2 separate regions of the Homo sapiens genome follow, and region 1 is linked to region 2. Evidence: chromatin loops called from intact Hi-C (ENCODE). Cell type or tissue: B cell. All regions are shown on one strand.

Region 1 (5,000 bases), 82 kb after region 2:
TGTCTCTACTAAAAATACAAAAATTAGCCAGGCGTGGTGGTGGGCGCCTGTAGTCCCAGATACTTGGGAGGCTGAGGCAGGAGAATCACTTGAACCCGGGAGGTGGAGGTTGCAGTGAGCCAAGTTCGTGCCACTGTACTCCAGCCTGGGCAATAGAGTGAGACTCCATCTCAAAAAAAAAAAAAGAAAAAGAAAAAAGAAAAATTGATTCTGCCAAAAGGGCATGGCCTAAGAAGCCTCTTTGTCTCCACAGACCTGAGACTCCACTCATCAGTGGAGAGAAATCTAGTGGCCCTGGTCCGGGGAAAGTCCTTCTGCCCCCTTAAGCAGCACCAGCAAAGACCTGTGAGAGCCCCAGCAGTGCCAAATACACCAAACAGACCCAAATAACATTGTAAAGCCTCTGAAAATGAAACTGTCATGTAAACCACAGTCCACGAAAGTGGCCAGGACCTGTGTGCTAAATGTAAACACAGTGAGTGCCTACTAAAATAAAATATTTAAATGGGACCCTGAATATCCTAACAGACAAAATGTCTGAGATACAATTTTAAAAATCATCTGTTATACCAAGAACCAGAAAAATCACAACTTGGATGAGAAAGAACAACCAATCAACTGATCCCAACCAAGGTGAATTAAATGTCAGAATTATCTGAGAGGACTTTAAAGCAGTTGTCATAAAAATGTTTTAAAAATCAATTACCAATTCTCTTAAAACAAAAAATAGAAAATCTCAGCAATAAATAGAAGTTATAAAAAAGAACCAATGAAAATTACAGAACTAAAAATATAGTAACAGAAACAGAAATCTCAACAGATAATCTCAATATTAGAGGGGAGATGACAGAATAGAATCAGTGAACTTTAGGACAGACCAACGAATTTAACCAATGTGAGAATACAGAAAATGGACTGAAAAAAGAATGAACGGAGCTTCCAAGGCTTGTAAGACTATAACAAAAAAGCCAACATTTGTATCACTGAAGTGCCAGAAGGAGAGGAGAATAAAGGGCCTAAAATAGTATTTGAATAAATAATGGATGAAAACTTTCCAAATTTGGCAGACACAAATCTACAGATTCAAAAGCTGAGCAAACCCCAAAGAGAAACCCAAAGAAATCCATACCACAACACATGATAATTGAACTTCTGACGACTGGAGACAAACAAAACATGCTAAAAGCAGCCAGGGAAGAACTATGCACCACTTATAGGGGAACCCAATATGAATGACAGCAGATTTCTCATCTGAAACCATGGAGGCCAGCTGGAAGTGGCACAACATTGTTCAAGTGCTGAAAGAAAAGAACTGTCAGTCATGAATTCTATATCTGGCAAAATTATCCTTCATGAATAAAGGGGAAATAAAACCATTCTCAGACAAAGGAAAGCTAAAAGAATTTGACACTAGCAGTTAAATCCTTAAAGATTGGCTAAAGAAAGTTCTTTAAATAAAAAGGAAATTATAAAAAAAGGAATCTTGGAGCATCAAGAAGGAAGAAAGTGCAGTGGAAACAATTAGAAATATGTGTACATACAATAGACTATTCTCATCATGAATTTTACAAGTCATATTCACCTATTCTAGCAAAAAATAAAACCCTATCTGATACTCATGCAAATTATATTTAAAATCATGGAAGGTAAATAGACCTAAATCAAAGTAAGATTTCCACACTTCACTCAAAATGGTTAAGTCACATATGTATAGTGTAATACTGACAGCAACCTTTAAAAGAATTATACAAAGAGATACACTTGAAAGTCTTGTAAATAAATCAAGATGAATTTCTAAAAGATGTTCAAGAAACCCAAAGAAAGACAAGAGAGAGAAACAGAGGAATAAGAACTAGAGGGAAAAAACAGAAAACAATAAAATTGCACACCTAAGAGGTAATTAGTAATATCAGTAATTTATCAGCAATTAGCAATATCAGTAATATTAGCTAATATCAGTAATTATCTTAAGTGTAACTTGTCTAGATACAACAATCAAAAGACAGAAACTGGCAGAGTGAATTTAAAAAAGATCCAAATACATGCTGCTTATAAGAGACTCATTTGAAATTCAATAACATAGGTAGGATGAAAGTAAAAGAATATCATATTAATTTTAAAAAATCAGGAGTAGCTACATTTATATCTGATAAGGTAGATTCAAAGCAAAGAAATTTACTAGAGACAAAGAGGAACATTACATAATGATAAAAGAATCAATTTACCAGAAAGACATAACAATTCTAAATGTGCATGCACCGAACAACAGCAAAAGCAAAAGCAAAAAATGATAAGAGTTGAAAGGAGAAATAGATAAACCCACATTACAGTTGGGGACTCCAACATCCCCCTCTAAGCAACTGATGTGGTTTGGATTTGTGTCCCCCCCACCAAATCTCATGTCTAATTGAGGAGGGGGCTGGTGGGAGGTGACTGAATCATGGGGTGATTTCCCCCTTGCTGTTCTCATGATAGTGAGTGAGTTCTCATGACATCTGATGGCACTTCCCCCTTTGCTCTCTCAGTCTCTCCTGCTCCACCACGTGAAGATTGTGCCTACTTCCCCTTCGCCTTCTGCCCTTATTGTAGTTTCCTGAGGCCTCCCAGTCATGCTTCCTGCCAAGCCTGGGAACTGAGAGTCAACTAAACCTCTCTTCTTCATAAATCACCCAGTCTCAGGTAGTTCTTTATAGCAATACGAGAACAGACTAATACAGCAACTAATAAAATGACTAGATGGAAGATCAGCAGTGATAGAAAAGAGCTGAACAACATGATGCTCATTTTACGACATGCTTTTCATCCTCTGGGAGAAACTTGTCTACCTCAAAGAGATTCGTACTTTGGGAAAATCCCTTGAGGAGCTCACCATGTCCCTACCTGCTGAGAGCACAGACAAGCATAGTACAGGCTATGTTAGAAACAGGACAGAAACTTCATAGGTATAAGTATCATACGTAGGTCCTTAAGGTCCTGGAGGAAACCTTAAAGGTCATTAGCCCAATGCTGATCCCAATGCAGTTATTTATTTCTTAAGTTATTGCCTCCACCAAACAATCTAGCTCTGTAATGTCCAACTAAGGGCAAGAGAAGGCAACTTTCCCCTTTATGGGCCATTGTAACTAATGCTCAGTGTCAGTGAGGGAAAAAGAATCGACACCATGGCTATAGCCCATACTCCAACAGGCCTCATGACAGAAAGCTTGCTGCCTCCCATTCTTTCTTTGGTTGTTAGAAAGTTTTTTCTTATAAAATGAGAAAAATGTTTCCTACAGTGTTGTTAGGTAGTTCCAATTAGTACAGTTTCAAGAAGATGACAATATGGGCCGGGCATGGTGGCTCATGCCTGTAATCCCAGCACTTTGGGAGGCCGAGGTGGGCAGATCACCTGAAGTCAGGAGTTTGAGACAAGCTTGGCCAACATGGTGAAACCCCGACTCTACTAAAAATACAAAAATTAGCTGGGTGTGGTGGTACACAACTGTAGTCTCAGCTACTCAGGAGGCTTAGACAGGAGAATTGCTTGAACCTGGGAGGCGGAGGTTGCAGTGAGTGGAGATCACGCCACTACACTCATTCTGTTGACTGGGCAACAGAGTGAGACTCCATCTCAAAAAAAAAAAAAAGAAAGAAAGAAGATGAAAATATGCATAAATTGCCCTAAAATATTTATACCCCCTCAACCAGCAAATCAGAAATGTGCACTAAGATTGATTACAGATTTTATAGCAACATTGCCTATCACAGACAAATCTTGATTAAACCTTAATGTCCGACAAAAGAGGACTGGTTGAATTAAATTACAGTATACTCATAGGATGAAATCCCATCCAATCACCTAATTAAAAATCCTATTTTAAAAGAATACTTAAAGGCAGGGCACAGTGCCTCATGCCTGTAATCCCAGCACTTTGGGAGGCCAAGGCAGGATTTCTTGAGCCCAGGAGTTCAAGACCAGCCTGGGCAACATGGTGAAACCCTATCTCTACAAGAAATACAAAAATTATCTGTGTATGGTGGCACATGCCTGTAGACCCAGCTATTTGGGAGGCTGAGGTGGGAGAATCACTTGAGCCTGGGAGGTCAAGGCTGCAGTGAGCTGTAATTGTCCCACTACACTCCAGCCTGAGTGACAGAGTGAGACCCTGTCCCCCCCAAAAAAAAAAAGGACTTAATGACACGGGGAAAGGTTCATAATATATTTTAAAGTAAAAAAAAAAAAACAGGTGTTACATATACATGTATGCATATACAAGTATAAACAAAATTAATAAAATAAAATATACAATTAATATGCTATTAACAGTGACTATCACTAACATTAGAAAGAGATTTATTCAGTGCTTTTGTTTTCCTCATATTTTATAAAAGTTTCACTTCTGTAATCAGAGAACAACACAGTTTTCTTTTTGTTGTTGTTGTTTTTTCTTTTCTGAGACAAGGTCTCACTCTGTTGTCCAGGCTAGAGTGCAGTGGCTTGATCATGGCTCACTGCAGCCTCAACCTCCTAGGCTCAAGCAATCCTCTAGCCTTAGCCTCCTGAGTAGCTGAGACTACAAGTGTGTGCTACAATGCCCGGCTAATTTTTACTTTTTTGTAGAGATGGGGATCTCACTTTTTTGCCCAGGCTGGATTCAAACTCCTGGGCTCAAGTGATCCTCCCACCTGTGCCTCCCAAAGTGCTAGGATTACAGGCATGAGCCACCACACCCAGCCTTTATTTTGATTTTGACTTAAGAATTTTACTCTTCCTCACAACAGCAATTGGCCTACCTCTTGCTGTCCCTTTCCTCCCATCCATCCTTCACCAGTCCCCTGGGGCTCTGAAAGTTTCAATTCCACTGCTCTTACTTTGCCTGGCCCCAGGATGCTCCTGTCTCCCTAATTATTACTTTAGCCCAAATACAACCCACAACCCCCTTTCTTCTTTCTCTTCAGCAGGCTAAGACAGGATGGCATTTTCTAAAATCAGTTGGGAGAATGAAAAGGAAATAATTACA
Region 2 (5,000 bases):
CCACCTCGCTCGGCCCTATTCTGGGCATTTCATAAATTAACAAATGGAACCACACAATATGTGATTTGGGTCTGACTTATTTTACTTAGCATAATGTTTTCAAGGTTCGGTCATGTTGGAGGATGCATCAGTAGCTCATTCTTTTCTTATGGCTGAATGAGAGTCTATTATATGAATATTCCATGTTTTGTCGATGCATTCATCAGCTGATGGACATCTGGGTTGTCCCTACATTTTAGCTACTGTGAGTAGTGCTGCTATGAATGTGCACATGGTAATATTTGTTTGAATACCTGTTTTAAATTTTTTTTTTTTTTTAGAAAACCTCTTTATATAAACAGTTGGCAAATGCCCTTTGCCTGTTTTCTTCCTCTTCTTCCATTCTGCTGTCTGGAGTGTGGGTGTGACAGGGACAAGCCTCTAGCGGACATCTTAGACCATGCAGGGCCATACGTACCCTAGCGATGGTGGAGAGGAGACTGGACAGAGCTAGGGCCTGAGGATGGTGCCACCACCTGGCCTGCCCAGAACTGCCTGGTTCCAGGCCTTTCGTGTAAGGAAGAAATAAGCTTCTGTCTTATTTTTCTAAGCTATTGTTTTTTGGGGGGGTTCACTGTTAATCACAGCCAAACATAATCACAAATATGTTAATATAACCCCTGCCCATTTATTCTGTGGTCCCTCTTTCACATGAAAAGCACAGAGAAAGACTCCAGACTGTGAAAGGGAAGTTGCTAGTCAGCCGTCTCAATCCTTGTCAGCCTGGCTGTATAATTGAATCACCTGCAGCACACGGGTGAGAATGACTTGGTCGCTGGGTGTGTGATGGGGCTCCCATCTCCTGTTCCAGGGAGGACCACACCACAGAGGGGCTGACAGGGGGCCCAACATGGAGTGATGCTACTCTAGTGGCTGGGACTATCCCTAGCCCCCAACCAGACTCTACTTCCCACACCTTTTCTCTAGACATAGATGCATTTTTATTTTACAGAAGTCTAGAGTTAATGAGGGCTGACAGAAATGCTAAAAAGTGGCTGGGCACGGTGGCTCACACCTGTAATCCCAACACTTTGGGAGGCCGAGGCAGGAAGATCACCTGAGGTCAGGAGTTCAAGACCAGCCTGGCCAACATGGCAAAACCCTGTCTCTACTAAAAATACAAAAATTAGCCGGACGTGGTGACACATGCCTGTAGTTCCAGCTACTTGGTAGGCTGAGGCAGGAGAATGGCTTGAACTGGGGAGGTGGAGGTTGCAGTGGGCTGAGATCTCACCACTGCACTCCTGCCTGGGCGACAGAGGGAGACTCCGTCTCAAAAAAAAAAATGCTAAAAAGTATCTAGCTGAGTGGTTTTTAAGCTCTATTGAGAGAAGCCAAATCAAGAAATCTATCTAATAGTCTTTACATACATGGATCTGGAACTGACACAAGGTTTCACACGGCTAATGCTTACTATGTATCAATATACTCTGATATTTTCTCTTCTGCTTTTTTTTTTTTTCTTAATGGCTGGTCACAGTCCACTAAACTGATTTCACAACCTGCTAATGGATGGCAACTGGCAGCTTGAAAAACAGTGATGTAATCTAGTATGCCCACATGACAGGTCAGAAAGCTGAGGCCCTGAAATGGGAAGCCATCTCCCCTTCATGAAAGGGGAAGTCACGGAGTTGAAGCAGATCTTAGCCCAGAAGCCGGGTCTCAGATCCTGGTCACCGACAGGCTGTGAGTCATCCCACTTCCCACCCCTAGACACTGGGAACATCTTTAGCTCCTGGCTGGCCCCTCCTCTGGCTCCAAGGACACACGTGCTTTCCTGCTCAGCACCCATCTCTCTCTCCTTTCTCTCTTTCTAGCCTGTGTCATTTCCTTTTAACTTCCCCCACATATCATGACATTTTCAAGCTCTGTGCAGCACAGGTGGCACAATTTCTTGGCATTCAGGGAGAGTAAGGGGCTGGTGAGGATGAAGAGAAATGAGCCCCAGATTGGTGCCTGAACCGGTGAGAGGCCCTGAGCAAGGGTCTCAATGTCTCTGAATTGTACTTTTCTCACCTGTAGAAGAGGGACAGTGAGACCTGGAACATCTTCTCTCTTAGGGTTATTGTTGGGATTCAACATATACCCATCACTAGCACCGGGGCCCCCAGAGATTGGGGGAAACTAATACTGTTGGGATCCCATATGTAATGGCAAAAACAACCCAAGAGCAGAAGAGGCTTTGAGCTTTTAATGGGCTGCTATTGAGGACCTCTTATGTGTCAGACACTGAGCTAAGCATTTCACCTGCGTTATGTTTTTTAATAGTCACGAAATACTGACTATCAAAATGGTGTTGCTGTCCCCATTTCACAGATGAGGGCTTTGGAAGTCCAGTCAGGTGAAGTCACTTACTCAATATCAAACACTCAGGCAGAGGCTGGACTCAAGCCCAGACTGAAAGTCAATTTTGCCTGACCAGATATGACCCCAAGCTGCCGCCCTGTAGCCAACCAAGGCAGCAATGACTTAGACACAGGTCCTGGAGGGGCCATCCACAGCCTACTCCCTGCCTAGACACCCTATGGTCAGGGCAAAAGGAGAGGACAGAAGGACTTCTCTTCCTAAGAGAGAGTTTAGAATCTCTGAGACCAGAGGCTCTCAACCCCAGCTGCCCAGAAGAATCACCTGGAATGTTCTATTGGTCTGAGACCCATCCCAGGCAAATTCAATTAGAATCTTTGGTTAGGGATGACACTGGCATTTTCTTTCTTTTCTTCTCTTCTCTTCTCCTCTCTTTTCTTTCTTTCTTTCTTTTTTTCTTTCTTTCTTTCTTCTCTTTCTTTCTTTCTCTTTCTATTTCTTTCTCTTTCTCTTTCTTTTCCTTCCTTCCTTCCCTCCCTCCCTCCATTCCTTTCTTTCTTCCTTTCTTTCTTTATTTTTTTTTTAAATGGAGTCTCTCTCTGTTGCCCAAGCTGGAGTGTAGTGGTGTGATCTCAGCTCACTGCAACCCCTGCCTCCTGGGTTCAAGCAGTTCTCTTGCCTCACTGTAACCTCAGCCTCCCAAGTAGCTGGGACTACAAGTGCGTGCCAGCATGTCCCACTAATTTTTGTATTTTTAGTAGATGAGATTTTGTCGTATTGGCCAGGCTGGTCTCGAACTCCTGACCTCAGATAATCTACCCGCCTTGACCTCCCAATGTGCTGGGATTACAGGCGTGAGCCATTGCACCCGGCCAGCATTTTCTTTAAAGCTTTCCTGGTGATTCTAATGTGCAGCAGGGACTGAGACCTCACTACCTTAGGCCCGTTTATCATCTACACTTATAAAAGCTCCTTCACATAAATTACCTGACCAGAGCCACCCGGCAGCTATAGGAAGGAGGCAGGGGAGGAGTCGCTGTCCTCTTTTTACAAATAAGGAAAATCAGGCTGAGGGAGGGGAAGGCTGACTCCTTCTGACTCCCATCTCTCAGCTCCTACCAAGATCCTAGGGCCTTGTGCCCTCCACTGCTAAGCGAGATTTCCTAACTTCAGCACACACCCCAGCCTGGCACGTGGGCCCTGGGGAGGAGAATGATTGCTCCATCTGCAGAGACAGCCCTGCGGGGTGGAGCCGCATGAAGTTACTTGAGGTGAACAAGGGGAGTGCTCAGGCATGAGGACTTTGGACTTGGGAATGGATGAAGCGGGAGTGGGGAGGACTTGTGCTGAGGCGCTTAATGGAGAGGGTCCCCTGGGAATCGCCCCTGATTAGAAAATGTAATTCCTCTCATAGGGTTTTTCTTAAGTCCCCCCAAGACAAGGAGAAAACAGGCTCATGAAAAAATTTCCAGGTAATCGTAAGCACCCATGAGGTGGATACTGCAATAACCCCATTTTGGAGATGAGGAAACTGAGACACACAAGTTAAGTGACCTGCCCAAGACCACTCTTCTCGTAAGGGGCAGAGTGGAGCCTTGATCCAGAGAGCACCTCTGAACCTGCACTCTTAACCCATCAGCTATCCTGTAAGGAATCCTACAGGAACAAACGCTGAAATACGGGCAGCTGTCATTCCCGGTGGAATGAAGCTGCTCATGGGCTGTCTCTAAGGAACAGGGAGTAGCCGCTGTCCCAGGTGGAAGAAGGCCATGGAGCCGGGCAGACAGGAGGCAGCTGGTCCTCATTTCAAACAATGAGCAGCTGGAGTCACAAGACTCTGAGCCCAGAGGGGCCATCTCCTTTTCAGAGAGAGAGAGAGTAGATATTGCCTTGGTCCCAGTGCCAGACACAAAAATATGAGGAGGGTCCAGGAAGCACCTAGAAGATTTACAGAAGAGAAGGAGGCCAGAACCCAAGAGCAATTCCTGACCGCTTCCATGGGAGGAGGGGCGACTGGTGTCCCAGCTCCAAGGAGAACGGTTTGGTGGTAGACCCAGACGCTGGGAATGGTACAGGTCCTTTGGGGGTGGAGGAAATGAGGCCTTGAGATGGGAAGTCCCTGAAGCCAAGGCCAGTGCTCTGCCTGGAAAAGTAGTTGGCAAGAAAGCTCACTGCCCCAGAGGGACAGAGCCATTAGTCCCCAAAACAGAGGTTCTGGTCATTTGCAGGCAGAAGCCTGTGGTTCAGGTGTGTACCCTGAGAACTCTGCCACTAACCCAGGGCTTCCAAGTGGCTTTGGGGATGGGGAATCTTGCCTCCCCTCCACACTGGGGCCCTCCTCTGTGCTCACAAACTGCTCTCCCACCCACTCTGGGGATGCCAGGCCACTTGGTGCGGATCACTGCCAGGCCTTCCTCCACTACCTTCATTTCCAGCCACAGCCCAGGCTGCCTTCTCCACCAAGGGGTGGAATAATGGAACCCCTTCTGATTGCAACAAGAACCTTAAATTAGGAGCTGGACACAGAGTCCTCTCAAAGCAGCACACCTGTCATCCCGATAGTCCCCTGGGTCACACCTGCTCACACTGACATTTATTTTCCTGTTCCCTCTGCCCTGCAAAACCTCTCCAGACCAAGTCCAACTCATTGTCTGTGA

What was found. Hi-C counts contacts between places; a loop is a spot of excess contacts. Peaks named below come from ENCODE experiments on the same cell type or tissue, not always from the same donor. Only the 100,000 strongest peaks of a DNase experiment are listed, where the experiment ranks them.
Region 1: it touches region 2 in a loop (4-fold over the local background); 3 of 110 quality-filtered maps call a loop at or near these places.

The regions. Positions count from the first base shown.
Region 1 is chr20:2,215,912-2,220,911 of GRCh38, reverse strand. No RefSeq gene overlaps it. Among named protein-coding and RNA genes, the nearest start is that of LINC03086, 11 kb to the right of the region's middle. In B cell, no CTCF peak of the experiment used is centred here; a DNase peak (open chromatin) is centred at 2,551; H3K4me3 peaks cover 349 bases; H3K27ac peaks cover 889 bases.
Region 2 is chr20:2,298,033-2,303,032 of GRCh38, reverse strand. All of the region lies in intron 1 of TGM3 (transglutaminase 3), which reads right to left. LOC105372503 (a long non-coding RNA gene) reads left to right here and starts at 1,516. Exons shown (of 3, transcript XR_937203.3): 1 at 1,516-1,725. RefSeq lists an enhancer at 1,408-1,587. In B cell, a CTCF peak has its summit at 2,920; a DNase peak (open chromatin) is centred at 1,622; H3K4me3 peaks cover 400 bases; H3K27ac peaks cover 1,732 bases.